Linked DNA regions of Homo sapiens: region 1 is linked to region 2. A link is a loop called in an ENCODE intact Hi-C map of the cell type or tissue named here. Cell type or tissue: thyroid gland. All regions are shown on one strand.

The links. Peaks named below come from ENCODE experiments on the same cell type or tissue, not always from the same donor. Only the 100,000 strongest peaks of a DNase experiment are listed, where the experiment ranks them.
Region 1: a loop joins it to region 2, with 2.2 times the contacts of the local background. A loop is called at or near these places in 1 of 110 quality-filtered maps.

What each region holds. Positions count from the first base shown.
Region 1 is chr16:83,706,635-83,714,634 of GRCh38, reverse strand. The region is part of intron 10 of CDH13 (cadherin 13); the gene reads right to left. LOC124900603 (a long non-coding RNA gene) reads left to right here and starts at 6,800. Exons shown (of 3, transcript XR_001752385.3): 1 at 6,800-8,000. RefSeq lists an enhancer at 4,439-4,608. In thyroid gland, no CTCF peak of the experiment used is centred here; DNase peaks (open chromatin) are centred at 174, 804 and 4,244; H3K27ac peaks cover 2,990 bases.
Region 2 is chr16:83,480,055-83,488,054 of GRCh38, reverse strand. It overlaps CDH13 (cadherin 13), which reads right to left. Exons shown (of 14, transcript NM_001257.5): 7 at 1,400-1,578. Among named protein-coding and RNA genes, the nearest start is that of MIR3182, 24 kb to the left of the region's middle. In thyroid gland, no CTCF peak of the experiment used is centred here; no DNase peak of the experiment used is centred here.

The DNA.
Region 1 (8,000 bases), 230 kb before region 2:
CTATAGACAATGTTTTGAAACTGTCCCTCCTACTGATAGCTGAGAATCCAAGTCAATAGGTAAAAGTCTTTAGCTTTAGTTACAGAGGTAGAAAGCATCACATGGTTAGTTACTGAATGTTTGCAGAACATTCCTTTGTGGGGCAGAAACAGTTTCCCCCAGGCTTACCAAATGCCCTAATGAAAACACACTTGAGCTCACTGGGGCAGCATAGCTAGGTATGCGGTCACTTCAGAAGTATGCTTCACAGTGTTTTGTTTAATTTTTATGCCAGCTATCTATGACCGAGAGCGTAGATTTCATTTCTATTAAGTATTTCTACCGATAATAAAAATCAATCTTTTAGGGACAGGGATATTAATAGCACTTGGGGCAAGACACTAAAGCAACGTGATCCTCTCTACATTTCTGGAAACTATAGAAGGGGTCTAAAGTGCCATTTACTATCGTGTGATTTGCAGTGGATGGGATTGTTGTGGCTTCTGCGGCATCTATTTTCACTTCTTCCTGTAAGACCACCTGATTTGGCGTAGGGCAGCCCCCCCTCCACTCACTGCCCCAGAGTTTTGGATGGGGCCAGTGGCCAGCGATGGGTATAGGGTGGGCTAGAGATCTACTCTGGACAAGTGAGCATGAGCCCAGGAATTTTGGAGAATACTGGACAGGCATTTCTCTGGGGTGCAGAGCTGGGGAGCTGTAGACCCAGAGCTACTGCTGGCCTTTTGAAACCTGACCAAAGCCTCTTTGAGAGTAATGTTGACAATGAGGAAGGCAGTCAAGAGGGAGAGAGATTCCTGATAGCCCCACCCTGACGGCACATGCAGGGCTGACGTCACTGGCATGGACTGTTTTGATTGGCTGGTGTCTGCTCTTAACTGTTCTAATTTGAATATTTCCCACAAACCCTCAGATCGAGTTCTGGTTAAAACCACATCCACCCTTGGATCTCCCAGTTATGTGAGATACATCAATTCACTTTCCCCACCCCCATTCTGGTTTGAGTTAGGTTTCCTTTTTAACTAAAAGAGTCCCAGCCGATAGATGAACATACCATTTGTGAGAGGTAAAGTTAAAGAAACACGTCTTTTTACCTACAAATTTGAAGAGGAAATTTTTTTTTTTTTTGGTGACGAGAAAAGTTGAGAGATGCAAATATCTACCTACTTGGTTCGTGTTTTCCCCCTTCAAAATCTCCCTCCCTCCCCAACTCTGTATAAAAGAATGCAATGCTCATTACAAACCAGTGTGGCTTTGTCAAAAATAAGTCGGACTCAAAGAACCTCATTGGAAAAATGTGGGGTGGGAGGCCAATGGCAGAAGATGAGGTGAGCTCCCTGGTGGAGTAACCATTTCTGGTGTGTGCTGGATTGGCACACTGTCATCTATCAATGCGTCCATGAAGGACCCCAGCCCGTTAGACGGAGAGAGGGTTGGAAGAATCCTCAGTGAATGAAGTGCAGGCAGCTGCTCCTTTCCCAGGTTGATCTGTTTGCTGCTAGGTGGTAGAGATGGAGGCTCAAACACACAGCTCCCTAGCTACTGGCTTGAACTATAATCCATACATTAGTAAAAGGCCTAAAGTGCTCAGATCATTTTAAACAGGGATATTTGGCCAGAATTATACTAGTATTTGAAAGCAACAGAGCTCTCCACCTTAACATTTCTTTAACGTGGCTCAGAATCGTACTGTTACTTCAAAGTCACTTTGCGGAACATTTTTACTACTTTAATAAAAATCCAGGTGATGTACCAACAAACTTAATAGGGCTGAATTTTTAGAGAAGCAATGCTGTTTTACATACTCCTCTATGCTTTTATTAGTGTGTGACAGCACATGGCAGATATGATGTTGTGTGGCGAGCTAAACAGAGAGTCTAGTCACTTAGAGGAAAACAATGTCTGTAATACTGAAACTCAAGTGGCAATATGGTCTTTTTCCAGAAAAGGATAGATGTGTAGACAAATTGAATAACATAAGTAAAATATAAAATGTTGCCTCACATCTTGCAACCAGGCCTCTTTGCCTTGCTGGCTTGTACAGGTACAGCACCTGTGCTTCTCCAGACCTTGAGGGGTGCTCCTGAAAACATGAAATCAAATGCAGGGCGCAGAGCATGCCCTGATGATTCTTGCCCTGGGATATTTCCTTCTGTAAAGACAATTAAGGCAATATGTGGGAATTTTTATTTTGCTTGCATTTTTTTCTTAGATGCATGCCTCATTCTCCAACCTTCCTGTTGGGCAAAGATCCTGTTTTCAATGCTAAAGCAGGCCTGTCCCAAACCAGGTGTGCCTAGACCTGGAGTTTGGTCTCATGAGATCGCAAGAGCCCCCAGTGCTCTGGCGGCTATTGTAAACCACAGGTTCTCTCCTTTCCATTCAAGGCCCTTTTAAAAGGTGCTGCCAAATTTTAGTGGTGCCTGTTCTGGTCTGAATTGTGTTTCCCCAAATATATATGTGGATGTCCTAATCTCCAGCACCTCACAGTATGATTGTCTTAAACAGGTAAGTTAAAAGGAGATCACTATAGTGGGCCCTAGTCAGATATGACTGGTGTCCTCATGAGAAGAGATTAGGGCACAGACAGACAGAGAGGGAAGACTCTGTGAGGACACAGGGAGAAGACAGCCATCTACAAGCCAAGAAGAGAGGCCTCAGAAGGAACCAACTCTGCCAACACCTTGATCTCAGACTTCTAACCTACAGAATTGTAAGAAATTAAATTTCTGCTACTTAAGCTGCTCAGTCTATGGTACTTTGTTATGGCAACCCTGGAGAAAGAATGCAATGTCTACTAAGCACCTAAAAACATGCTGGCCAGCTGGGTGTGGTGGCTCACGCCTGTAATCCCAGTGCTTTGGGAGGCCAAGGCGGTGGATCATTTAAGGTCAGGAGTTCGAGACCAGCCTGGCCAACATGGTGAAATCCCGTCTCTACTAAAAATACAAAAATTAGCCAGGTGGTAGTGGTATGCACACGTAATCCCAGCTACTTGGGAAGCTGAGGCACGAGAATCGCTTGAGCCTGGAAGGCAGAGGTTGTGGTGAGTCAAGATTGCGCCACTATACTCCAGTATGGGTAAGAGAGTAAGACCTTTCTCAAAACAAAAAACAAAAAACAAAAAAACCAAAAAATAAAAAACCCCAAAACACCAAACAAACAAACAACCACACACATGCTAGCCAGTGTGCCTCTCAGCCATTAGGAAAGTTTGCTAATTGACTGATTACACTAAGATAAAGCCCCCCAAGATGCCAAGATAAACCAATTCCTACTATGTCATCTGTTATGCCTACCACAGCCCGTCTGGCATTTGTTTCCCGCTATTGTTTGCTCACAGAATGCAATGAGCACAGGAGGCTTTTATTCCTTCAGCCCACTTGATTAATTATGGGGCATCCTTGCTAAAGAATGAGGTAGGCAGACTATTGACTTTCTAATGGGATAGCTTCAAAATCTCCCTGCATCTGAAGTCACAGATACTTCTAACTGGGGAGAGTGGAGAAGGGACAGCTTTAGTTGTCCACGCAGGCTACTGTCCAGTGGCACCTGCCCCAAGGTGGTGGCGTGTAGCAAGGCACCTCTGCTGGTGGCCAGAATGAGGATCACTGATCCATGCTGAGCAGCCTGCGGGGCTTCCCCAGGTTGAGTCCCAGTATGCCTGTAGAATTTTGCTAACATTCATCGTAGTTCAGCCCACCAGAGACAGCCTCCTTCAAATGCTACACAACGATGATCGAGTCTGTCCATCACTCATTCCTTTTCCAGCTCCAGCACTTCCCATTGTGCCTCAGGTGCCCGAGTTGCAGCCCTCTCCCGTTCCGAATAACAAGCATAAACAGCCCTGTTTATTGAGTGCTTAGAGGTGGCAGTCACGGTGCTAAGCGCTTCACACATGAACTTTAACTCATTACAATCTTCCTGTTAATTCCCAAGACAAGGAAACTCTGGTTTAGAGATGGTGAGTCAATTTCTCGAGGTCTTATGGCTGCTAAGTGGCAGTAACAGGGCTGGAGGAATCTGGGTTTCTGTGCTTCCAGAGTCCTCCTTCTTCAGCTCCCCGCAACACTCTTTTTTTTTTTTTCCAGGTTGCCTCCCTTGAACACACCTGAATTTGCCAACATCCCTCTTAAAAAGAGGCACCAAGAGGAATGCAGAAGGCCAGCATGCAATGCTATAGCCCAAGTTCCATGCCAGCACTTGAACTTTGAGATGCTCTTAGCTTTTCTAGCAGTCATAAGGCACTTTTGCCCAAGACCAAGCTTGCAGTCAGGGAAAGCCTCCAGGTTTTTCGAAATGGCCTTGAACAGGTTTTAAGCCAGCTCTCTTGCTTTTAATCAGAGGTCATTTGGCCAAGTTGCAGCCTGTTGTTCCAGCCCAGGATTTCTCCACCTAAGCAGATACTTCTAATTGGGGAGAGTGGAGAAGCGGCAACTTCAATTGTCCCCCCTGACATCTGGGGTTGGATAATTCTTGTTGCAGAGAGGCTGTCCAGTGCATTGTGAGAACTTTACCAGCAACCCGGGCCTCTGCCCCCTAGATGCCAGTGGCATTCCCCTCGCACCCCCTGAAATGTTCTAGACACTGACAAATGTCATCTGGGGGCAAGATCACCACCTTTCTAGTATAATTCAATCATCTAAAAATAGGCCATTTTTTGGACTATTTGGAGAAATCCAAGACTCTGAAGGAATGAATAATGTTTCTTAAATATCTCTGTTCTTTCTACAAATCCAATGACTAGAGAGAGGTGGAAATAATGAACTGAGAAAGACATAAGGTCAGGAACTGAGAACTACACATCAAATAGATTTTCCATATGTCTGATGTTCTAAAATGCAGAGTGAATACTCAGACCCTATTACACAGGATGACAAAGTCTATGAATAAAATGTTTACTTCCTGATGGCAAAAATAAAATTATTCATTTCATTCTCCTACCATCATGCATGACTAGCTCTGGACAAATATAAATGGGTCTGATGAAGAATGTATTTTAAGAGGCTCACTGTGGATGGCAATGGAATACTGGCTTTCTATGCAATTAAATACATGTTTACAGGGTGTTTGCTATGTATAAAGCCCATGTGGGCAACATGGTGGATGCAAGGATGATTATGATGCAATTCCTGTGCAGAGGCCGTGTTTCTCAAATGGTGCACACACGGCACCCCTAGAGTGGAAAACTTGGGGTGTGCATGGATGAATGCTGAATGGACCGTACTGATTATAGAGGGAGTCCGCTGGGGGAACCCTCATAGATTGGAAGAGAAAGTAGATGAAGGTTAATATCTCAGGTTCCTGTGTCTGCTATGCAAAAGACCACAGACCTAGTGGATTAAAACAACTCAGATTTATTCTTATAGTCCCACAAGTCAGAGTCTAAAATTAAGATGTTGGCAGGGCTGTGTTCCTTTTAGAATCTTCAGGGCAGAATTTGTTTCTTTGCTCTTTCCAGAATCTAGAGATGCCTGCATTCCTTGACCTCTGGATTCTTCCTTATGTGGCTCCAATGACTTGCTTTTGTGATTGCATCTCCTTCTCTGACTCTGACCCTCCTGCCTCCATTTTAATTTTTTAATTTAATTTTTATTTTTTAATTTAATTTTTTGAGACAGGGTCTCGCTCTGTTGCCCAGACTAGAGGGCAGTGGCATGATCTTGGCTCATCACAACCTCCGCCTCCTGAGTTCAAACCATTTTCCTGCCTCAGCCTCCTGAGTAGCAGAAACTACAGGTGTATGCCACCACACTCAGCTAATTTTTGTATTTTTAGTAGAGATAGGTTTCACCACATTGGCCAGTCTGGTCTTGAACTCCTGGCCTCAAGTGATCCACCAACCTCAGCCTCCCAAAGTGCTGGAATTACAGGCATGAGCCACCGCGCTTGGCCCTGCCTCCTTCTTATAAGGACTTTTATGGTGAAAATGGGTGTATCCTGATGATCTAAGGTCGTCTAAAGACCTTTCATCTAATCATAGCTGCAGAGTCCTTTTTACTGTATAAGGTAAGGACTAGGATGTGGACAGCTTTGGGGAGTGGAGGCGGTGTGGGCGTTACTTAGCCTAGCATGGTTAGCAGGAAGAGAGGCCACAAAGGCTATGAATTCAGAGAAGAGGACACTCATGATAGAGAACCTAGACAGAAAAAGACAGAAAGAGAACAAAGCATGCTGAGGGGTGAGTAAGCCAAGGGCGTTGGGGAATTTCAGTTAAGAAAGTGAAAGGACTGGCTTAACCCCACTTCCAGAAACCTGAACCACCATGCTACCTCCTCTGGCTAATGCCATTATAATGAGGTTGAACCCAAGCAAATGAAAAACACATTTGAAGAACATGTGGAAGCACACGTCTGGTTGACTGTCCCTTACGGTGAGGTCCTGGGAAGTATTTGAGAGGAGCTTGTGCTGCAAGGCATGTGGCCATGAGCAAAAGGACGCTTTTGTCGTCTGCAGGGATGTGTTGGTTCTCCCGGTGGCTTTGGGTGGATCCTCTATGGGTGGTGAGTCTTGCACTTGATAAGGCACTCTGGCTTGCCTGTTCTTCCCATCAGCACTGCTGGCTGGAAGAGCCTTGGCTGGGAAACATGGAGCTCATGCCTTCTGGTGCCCTGGGCAAGTTGCTTGGGAATAATGGTCATGGTGGCAGCTGCTGCTTAAGCTGCTCCCCATTCCCCTTGCCAACTCACAGGAGGATGAGTCCAAAGAGAAGGTGTCATTAGGGTAGAAGGAAAATAAAGTATTCTTGCCTTCTCCTCAAAATTCAACTTTCCCAGCTCTTTTTTTTTTTTTTTTTTTTTTGCCTTTAGGGTCTCTCACCAAAGATGAGTCCCACTCAGTTCACTTTAACTTCATTATTTCATCTCACTCTTTCTCCTTCCCTCTTTCTCGCTTTCTATTTGTTCACTCAATGACTTTTTATTGAACGGCCACCAGATCAATAGCACAGTGCGGCATGTCAGGGATATGATACACGGGGAATCTAAGAGCTGATCTCTGTCTTATAGGAACTCAGCCAGAATAGGGAAGAGTAGTAGAACAGGGGATCAGCAATTATTTTAAACATTTCAATAATATTTGTTTTAAAGTGAATGGTAAAAATATAGCTGGCATATCACAGATATTATTGCTAAGTTAAAAGAAAGACAAGTCAAATTAAAGTCAACTTAAAAGCATTCAGTGAATGACAGTACACAGAGAGCAGATAGGTTACAGGAGATGAAGGTGCCTGGTGTTTGGAAATGTTTGGATAAAGCAAAATGGAAATGGCTAAGACAAAGAAGGAGGTAATAATGGCCTAAGAAAGTTATAAAATAGAATGGAGGAATTCAAGGAGAAAGAGATTACTTCCTACTCACCGAAAGTGTTACGGACCATGCAGTATTTGAAACTGACCTAGAAAGACCAACAGGATTGTGATGGGTGGAGGCAGGAAGGGAAATATTTTAGGAAGAGTGACTGACAGTCAAGTTCTGGAGCGTGAACATGCATGGCATATTGGGAAGCGGGAACAGTACACCCATATTCTGCTTTCCATCTTGTATCCTTCTTAGTCCTGCAAATGTCCAGAGTAGATGTGCTGTTTATCCATTTCTCCTTCTTTGTGGGGACACCTGCATTTTCCCATGAGTTTACCCCATTCTTCATGTAGCCTTGCTGAGACTTTCCATTATGGTGCCTCTCTCTCCTATAGTGAAGGGATGAAGTGAGTCCGACTCAAGACAGGCCACCCAGGACTTAATATGCTGGGAGCGTACAATGTTTTCAGAGAGACATAAGGATGGAAAATACTTGGAGCTGATTTGTCCTGATCGTGAGAGCCTAAAAATATCATCCATTCATCCCAGGAACCTAGATCGCTGAAGCAGCTTTTTCCGGCATTCCTGAAGCTTGCTTCATCCTATTTTTCTTTGCTTCTCTATGTCTTGTGTGTGTGTGCACACACATGCCTGCATATGTGTTTTCTTCTCTTCATAAGGTTTGGTTTCCATGGCTTGCAACCA
Region 2 (8,000 bases):
TCAGGTCTAGACCAAGAGAAAGAGAATCTTCTTCAGAGACAAATGACAACCTAATTAGCACATGCCAACTGCTATATGATGGCTACAGGCAAGAGTAGTCAGAGATGGGAGGAAGAACAAGACTGTGGAAGAATCAGGTGGATGAGGACAGCTTCTTAGAAGGGGTTGATGTAATCCAGAATCTCTTGAGAAACTATAGCACATAAGAGAGGAGAAAGCAGAGGAAACAACACTCCGAACCATGGATTTATTTCATCAAAAACACTGAGGGGGAAATGCACAGAGCCCCCGAGGGAAGCCCAGCAGTTACGTGGAGCTGATGGTTCTTACAGAAGGTCAAGGACAACTCCAAGGCCCCACGCCTGTGGGATGATGTCAGGAGCAGGGAATTCCAGAATGGTAGCAGGTTTAGGGTGGATGGAGAGTGAAGGATGGGTAGGAATCCACGAGTTGGTTTAAGGATGCTGTGTTTGGAGGTCCGCGAGGGTCTTCTACTTAAAGTAGCTTATGGTAAGCTACACGGTGGACCTCAAACTCAGGAAAGGGCAGGACCAGAGGGGCCCATGCACGTGGAAACGTAATCGAGGTGGGAGCACATGTCCCATCTAAAGGGGACAGCAGACCCTGGATCCACTGGAGCATCACACCTCACACCACCGATAGTGCACATGTGGAAAGTGGACCTGATGTCTCCAGGATTTCTGATGTCCAGAAAAACTGGAAATTGGCATTTTTAAAACAGAAACGTGAAATCTAAATATTTTGATATGACAACTAATTCTAAAAGCTGTAAAACACTGCAGGCAAAACGAAAGAGCAGGCATGTGGACTGACTGGGCCAGGGGTCACCTGTTTGTGACATGTGACCCAGGAGACGGGGGAGATTTCACGGAGAAAGCCTAAAGGGATGAGAACAGAGATGGAGGAAGAGAGGGGTTCAAGGGGGAATGCAGGATGCCTGCAGCAAAGGGTTGGAGAAAGGAGTCATGGGCATTTGACTCTGCAACAAGGACAGCCTGTGTGATCTTGGATGAAGCCACCTCTCCTCCCTTCCCCTCCTTCCCTTGTCCTTCCCTCTCCCTTCTAGCATTAAAGCAGGGGCCAGAGGCAGAGTCTAGAATCACCAGGGCCTAGAGAATAAGTGGCTGTTGAGGAAATAGGCATCAGGTTGAGTGAATACAAACAGTTCCAGGCGCTTTAGCCTTTTAGAGCACGTGTTTTCTTGGGTCACATAATATCCCATTTCCCTTTATAGATTTTCCCCACCAAAACATGGTAAACACCTCATTTCTGCCTTTACAGTATTAAAAAAAACCACTGACTGGAGCCCCACATCATCCCTTGCATGAAAGCCACATTCTATTCTCGTGAAAAAGAAAGTGTATTCTTTTCAGCTCACCTCTCGGTCCAGCAGCGCAGGTGACACAACAGTGACAATGTCTCCTTTCTCAGGATCGATGTAGAACATGTTGGGAGATGGCTTGTCAGGCGTCTGCTGACGGATATTATACCGCAGGAGGGCATTATCGGTGGCTGGGTCATCTGCATCAAAGGCTGTCATCCGCATCACTGTGGTGCCTACCGGGGCAAGACAGAAAGGCACGGAATGGTTATCAATGGGTCAACAACGGCCAGAGCCCCTTCCCCACCTGGGCAATAGCAGTGCAGCAGTGTGCCCATCACTTTCCAAATTAAAAAAGAAAAGTATTTCCCAAGCTTTGCTATGTTTCAGCTTTTCTTCCTCCTTTCCCTCTCTGTTTCATTCCATGAAAAGACCTGAAATAAAGAAGAAAACATCTTTGCTGTTCAGCAGAGTGACTGCTTAATTTTTCCCTCTGGTGATACACTGTTTATTTTCAGGGGCTTTCATTCCACTGTGGATGTGGCTTTGTGACAGGGACATTCATTTTTTTAGACAGAGTCTCGCTCTGTCACCCAAGCCGGAGTGCAGCGGCGTGATCTTGGCTTACTGCAACCTCCGCCTCCCAGGTTCAAGTGATTCTCCTGCCTCAGCCTCCTAAGTAGCTGGGATTACAGTTGTGTGTCATCACGCCCAGTTAATATTTGTATTTTTGGTATAAATGGGGTTTAACCATTTTAGCCAGGCTTGTCTTGAACTCCTGACCTCAGCTGATCCACCTGCCTCGGCCTCCAAGGGTGCTGGGATTACAAGATTCCATCTAGCCATGGCCTTCATTTTTAAAGCTCTGATTCAATGCCAACTCCATGTGCCTGGGCTGCGTGTTGGGGAAACAGGAGTACAAAGAGGCATGCTCCTGGGTGTGCAGGAGCTCAGAAATCAGTAGAAGAGATAAATATATAACAAACAATAAGACTTATCAGGCACACTGAGAGAGGGCATTATGAATACAGAGATGAACAACCTTATCTAGTCTGGGGTTTGCACAAAGGTGTCTGATGAGGACCCGTAAGAAGAGAGTAGGCAGGAACAAGTCAAAGGGACCTCAGAGCAAAAAGGCATTCCAGTTAAAGGGAATGAGAGCAAACACTAATGTGTACCTACTATGTAGCAGCCGTGTTATTTTAGGGACTTCCAATATAAAATGAGGGTAACATGGTTGGGTTCACTCACAAACAAGCAAGAGTCATACAAATAGGACCTGATTCTATAACAAGCATGTGGAGTGTTGGATTATGTCAATGATTGATAAGGGTGTCAGATAATGGGTCTCCCTCCCATGCAGCTGATATAAAGGGAAACTGGTATATCCATTGTCAAGGACCATTGGGCAGCAAAGAGTAAAAACAATGCCTTCGCCTCCTTGGCATCTACTTTCAGAAACAACTGCACGTGTCCGCAAGGGATCTGTGCAAATAAATTTCTAGCTGAATTATCTGTCAAGGTGAAAAATTTGGAAACAGCCTAGCTGTTCATCAACAGGGGAATTGCCAAAATGATAGTATTCTCACACTGAGATATTTTGCAGCAGCTTAAAAAGACTGTAGATCTAATGGGTTCTAATGTGGGAAACTCTTCAAGATATATTAATTAGTAAAAATGTTAGGTTGAGGAATGTTTGGGGTTCAGCACCAGAAGAGAACATTCCTGGCCCATGCAGCCCCCTTGCCTTTGGATGGCAGCAGGAACAACATGGTTCTGTTTCCCATTGACCTTGTCATGGAATCAGCGTTCTCAAACAGTGGTCTAGGTAGCAACTTGAAGTATACAGAAACTGATGTGAAATGTGGCACGTTTTAACTTTCCTTACCCACAGGGGGATAGTGATACCATTTTTGTGAACATGCTTACACACAGAACATGCCACAATACTTTATTCACATGTTTTACAGGTACAGTTTATAAGTGCATAGAACAACTCTATAAGGAGAACTTCTCCCTGGTAATGGTGGTTAAATCTGGAGAAGAAGAGAGGGGATTGGGATTTGGCATGGTCATCGGGAAAGATGTTGGCCTCATCTATAACATTTTGTTTATTTTTACAAGGTGAATGTATTGCTTTGGCAATTAAAATTTAATTTACAAAGAGCATAATTATAAGCACCAACAAAAACATGCCTGCTGGTTTTGATGATTGACAATAGCAATTGTATTGCTACCACATTTGGATTAGGGCATCCTGCCTAACCATAACTTTTTATCCCAATATAGTCTTCTACAAATATAAGGCCCATCTTCTGATTTTGAATCTGTCTGGACTCACAAAGTGTGACCTAACCGGAAGAGATCAAAGCCGCAGATGTCTATTCAACAAAGCAGCAGGAATAGTCATACAAAGAAAACACTGAAGCCTAAAGGAAAGATAGAATTCATCTGGTTTTACCACCACCCAGAATTCCTTTTCCTTCCATAGCAATGCTTCTCTAATCATCAAAGCCAGTTTTTTTTCCCCCACCACTGGAATCAGAGTATCAGTCATTAGGCCTGATTGATCAGATAAACAACGAAGATCTGGCCACCCTCAAGGTTGGATTGATTTGTTAGGCAGTCTCAGCTATTTTCACCAATGGTGCCATCCGGCCACATGCTTCAAGGTGCACTTCCTATCCACCTAGCTTCTTTGCCCTGTGAGATGGTCTCAGGGCAAGCTTCAAGGTTCAGCTTCAGAAAAGAACATTCTTGGCCCATGCAGCCCCCCTGTCTCTGGAAGACAGCAGGAACAGCATGACTCTGTCTCCCATTGACATGCTACAGAATTAGTGTTATCCAACAGTGGTCTAGGCAGCCACTCACAGTCTATGGAAACTGATGTGAAATGTGACACATATTAAACTTCCTGATCTAGGCAAACTTAAGGATATCCCCATCAGAAATCAGAGGCAGATTTCAGGCCTGCGATCTTACCCAGGGACATGCTAAAGGGAGCTCCATGTGGCCAAAGACATAGGAGGAGGCCTTAACCCCATCAATTCCACACCAGTCTCCAGTTAAGTACACTTGACCCAGGGCCTTGCACTTAGTTAATGTCTAATGAATGCTCGATTGATTGGATTTGTGCCCTATTTAATCTGCCTTTAATTGAAGTCATGGAAGGTATAAAAATGAAGTCATCATGGCTTGCAACTGACATATGCATTAAAATGATTAGAGGAAGAAAAAAAAAAAAAAGACCTTTCAGGTTGATGAGTCTTTAGTTTTCATCAGGAAATTCACTGAGGATATCTTTTTGTTTACAGGTTGGATAACATGATGTAACACAAAATTATCCTGGAATATTCCCAAGCATACACAGAAAATGGTTTTTATTTTAATGGATTGTTAGGGAACAGGTGAACTCGGTCTTAAGCCCCGTGTTTGTCTTCACCCAGACACGAATGCATCACTGGATTTACTCTGGAGGAAATCGCGCCTCTGAGGGAACCGCATTGTGCCTGAGTTATGTAAATAGGTTTGCAGCATTGAAGACAACGACTCTGAGGTGACGTATCTGGGTTCAAGTCTTTTCAAGCTGCGTGACCGTGGCCACATTATTCATCTCTCTCTGAGCCTCGGTTTCCCTGTTTTCAACATTCCCCTTTGGTTGTTGTGAGGATTTCATGGGATGACCTATTTTCAGAACTTGGTACAGTGCCTAGTACATTAGTGTTCAGAGAGGAAGCCTTGCATTATCCAACTCTGTCCTGGGTTCTGAGCCAATTATGGCAGTGCAGGCAAAGGCCTCAGATACAGGAGACTAGGATTAAGTTGTCCAAAGAATGTGGGACAAAGGGTCGCAGGACAGCCCTCTCTCTCACCGGGTCCCTTCTCCCACCCTGCCCATGGTCTTAGTGTGCAGATCTGGGTTTCTACTGTGGATATCACAACAACACACACACACGTGCACACACACATTCTGTAGTCTACACCATGTCTCCACGTGGTCCTCTAGTCGGCCTCTAAGACCAGGCTTTACTTTGAACCCCAACCTATCTGCTGAGTGCAATGCTTGGCTCTTGCCAGTACCTTCCCCTGGAGGCTGGATCATGGTTTCCTTACTTCTGTGTTCTGCAAAGGCTGGATAAACCTCCTAAACCAGCATTCTCTAAATTGGTTCCGAGGAACTCTGGCTCCATAGATTCAGTCGAGAAACAGATTTGGGAAATACGTGGCAAACACCGCAAAGCAAGGTTTCCCCAGAGGACTCTTCAGTGCCTCTATTAAGCACGCTTACAGCATCAATCTCCAAGAGAGGGTGTCTCTCTGCAGCACTCACCAAACTTTGCTGTTGATGGAACCTCTTTATTTCAGAACTGTCTATCTTTTTGTGATGGGCCACATGGTCCTAGATGTGAGCTCTTGGAGGGTATAGACTGTTGTGTTCATTTTGTAAGCCCAGTGTCTGACACGCGGTAGGTCCTCATCAGTGTTCTTTGGGTTGAATTGGCTTCTTGCCATTCACTGTAGTGTTGCCTCATTCCACACTGACCAGAGCCACCAGTACCTTGTCTTCCAAGAAGAATGAACAACTGAGCAACGTGCCTGGAGATTTTCCACGACTGCCTCTGAGCTCCCTGTTCAATGCGCCTTGGAGGTCCTTGCTGGAATGGGATTCCTGGGTCACATACCAATGCTATGCCCAGGGCTGACATGCAGCAGGTGGGCCTCAGTGCACCTGCTCCAATTGCCTGTGGGTGATGCCTGTGCCTCTCCTCTTATGCAGTCCCACACACTGGACTCCATGTCCACCACTTTGTTTTCACCAGCTCATGCAGCTTCCTATCCGGGCTTGTCTTGTGTTTCCAGACAGCAGAGAAAGGGTAATTATATGACAGACACGCATTGGGGCTTCCACACAGTACATTTCTGTCTTTTCCCCCGTCACAATACTCTCCTGAGTGACAAAATAAATTATAATCACCCTGTCACTCCCTGAGCCAGATGAACTAGCAGCAGCTCCTCCAAAGGGGGAAGAAAACATCCCAGGTTCCTGGTTGAAAGTCTCAAGTTGGGCCGTCATTTTCTTTTGCCGAAGGACACGGCCGCCAGCCTGACAGGCTGATTAACAAGTGTGATCGCTTCCTTGTGGCCAGGTAGCCCCTTCCTCCTGACTGCAGCTCTCTCATTAAAGCAAGTGCCGCCTGGTTTCTTGACCTTGAAAGCCAGCTTTGAAGTTTTGCTTTCCTGTGACTTCAAGCACGGCCAACCCCTTGAGAAAGGAGAGCGCAGATCTGAGAGTGACGGGGGGTTTTCAGCTGGCCATGAGGATGGGGATGCTCCAAAAGACAGTGACAAAATTATGCTGTTCTTAACATTTCTTTGACTCCATCCCTAAACATTTCCTTTGCCTGATCAAAAAGTGTCAGGCTCATTTTTTACAAAATGCTATTCCTATAAGCGAATCACGTATTGAGACATAGACATTCAGATCTATATTCAGCACTGGATTTCTGATAGCACAGTTAGGGCAACAGTGTGCTTTCCAGGGAGAAGTGTGATGTTAAAGCAAACATGAGCAGAGATGGCAGATGTCACCAGGTGAACCTCTTTGATGTGACAAAATGGCACATCGTTGTCAAGCATCAAACTCACCAGAGGAGGCAGTGAGTTCTAATTCCAATCAAACCATGCTTTCTGTGACCGAATGATCTAATAGTGGTGCTTCAAAAGGAGAATGTGGTCATGGATCCTGTAGTGCACAACGTTACTTGTGTGTTTGCCCCTGTGTCAGAAGACAAGCCTTAGACCAGCAGCAGCTTAGGGTGCTTAGCCAGGTGAGACAGATGTAGAAGCTGCTATTTTAAATTCTAGCATTTTGGGGAATATCTAGTTGGAACGATTCTCATTGGAAACTAAATTTCCATTGAAGATTCTTTAGTTTGAATGGGTTTGGGGCCTCCTGGTTCCAAATGAGAACCAGATAGTTCTCCCAGGACTGAGGGGATTCCAGGACACTCCTGGGCAAACCAGAATGAGGTGGTCACCCTGCAGGCCAAGTTTTGCTTTCAGGTGTAGACACGTCTCTTCGTCATGAGCAGCAGACTGCCAATGTGAGAATTGTTGCAAATGTGACTGTAGTGCCTGGGACACAGCCTACAGCCATTCACTCAACTGGCCACCCCAAACACACCAATCTAAAATTGTTTCCTGACCAAGCAGGTGGACATGAGCCAGTTCTCTCCTAACCGTCCTCAGTAACAAAGAAAGAGACCCTGGTGTGCAAAACCAAAGCAGAATCAAGCCAGTGGCCCGGCTGAGGACCTGGGCTATCTATTTTTAAAACCTGGCCTCACCTGCTGGGCTTCTCTGGGCAGTTAAGCCCCAAATTTTATTGTTGTTGTTTGAGACAGGGTCTCCCTCTGTCACCTAGGTTGGAGCGCAGTGGTATGATCACAGCTCACTGCAGCCTTGACCTCCCAGGCTCAAGTGATCCTCCCACCTCAGCCTCCCAATTAGCTGGGACTATAGGTGCGCACCACTATGCCTGGCTAATTTTTGTAGAGATGGGGTTTTGTCATGTTGCCTGGGCTGGTCTTGAACCCCTGGAGTCAAGCGATCTGCCCACGTTGTCCTCCCAAAGTGCTGGGATTACAGATGTGAGCCA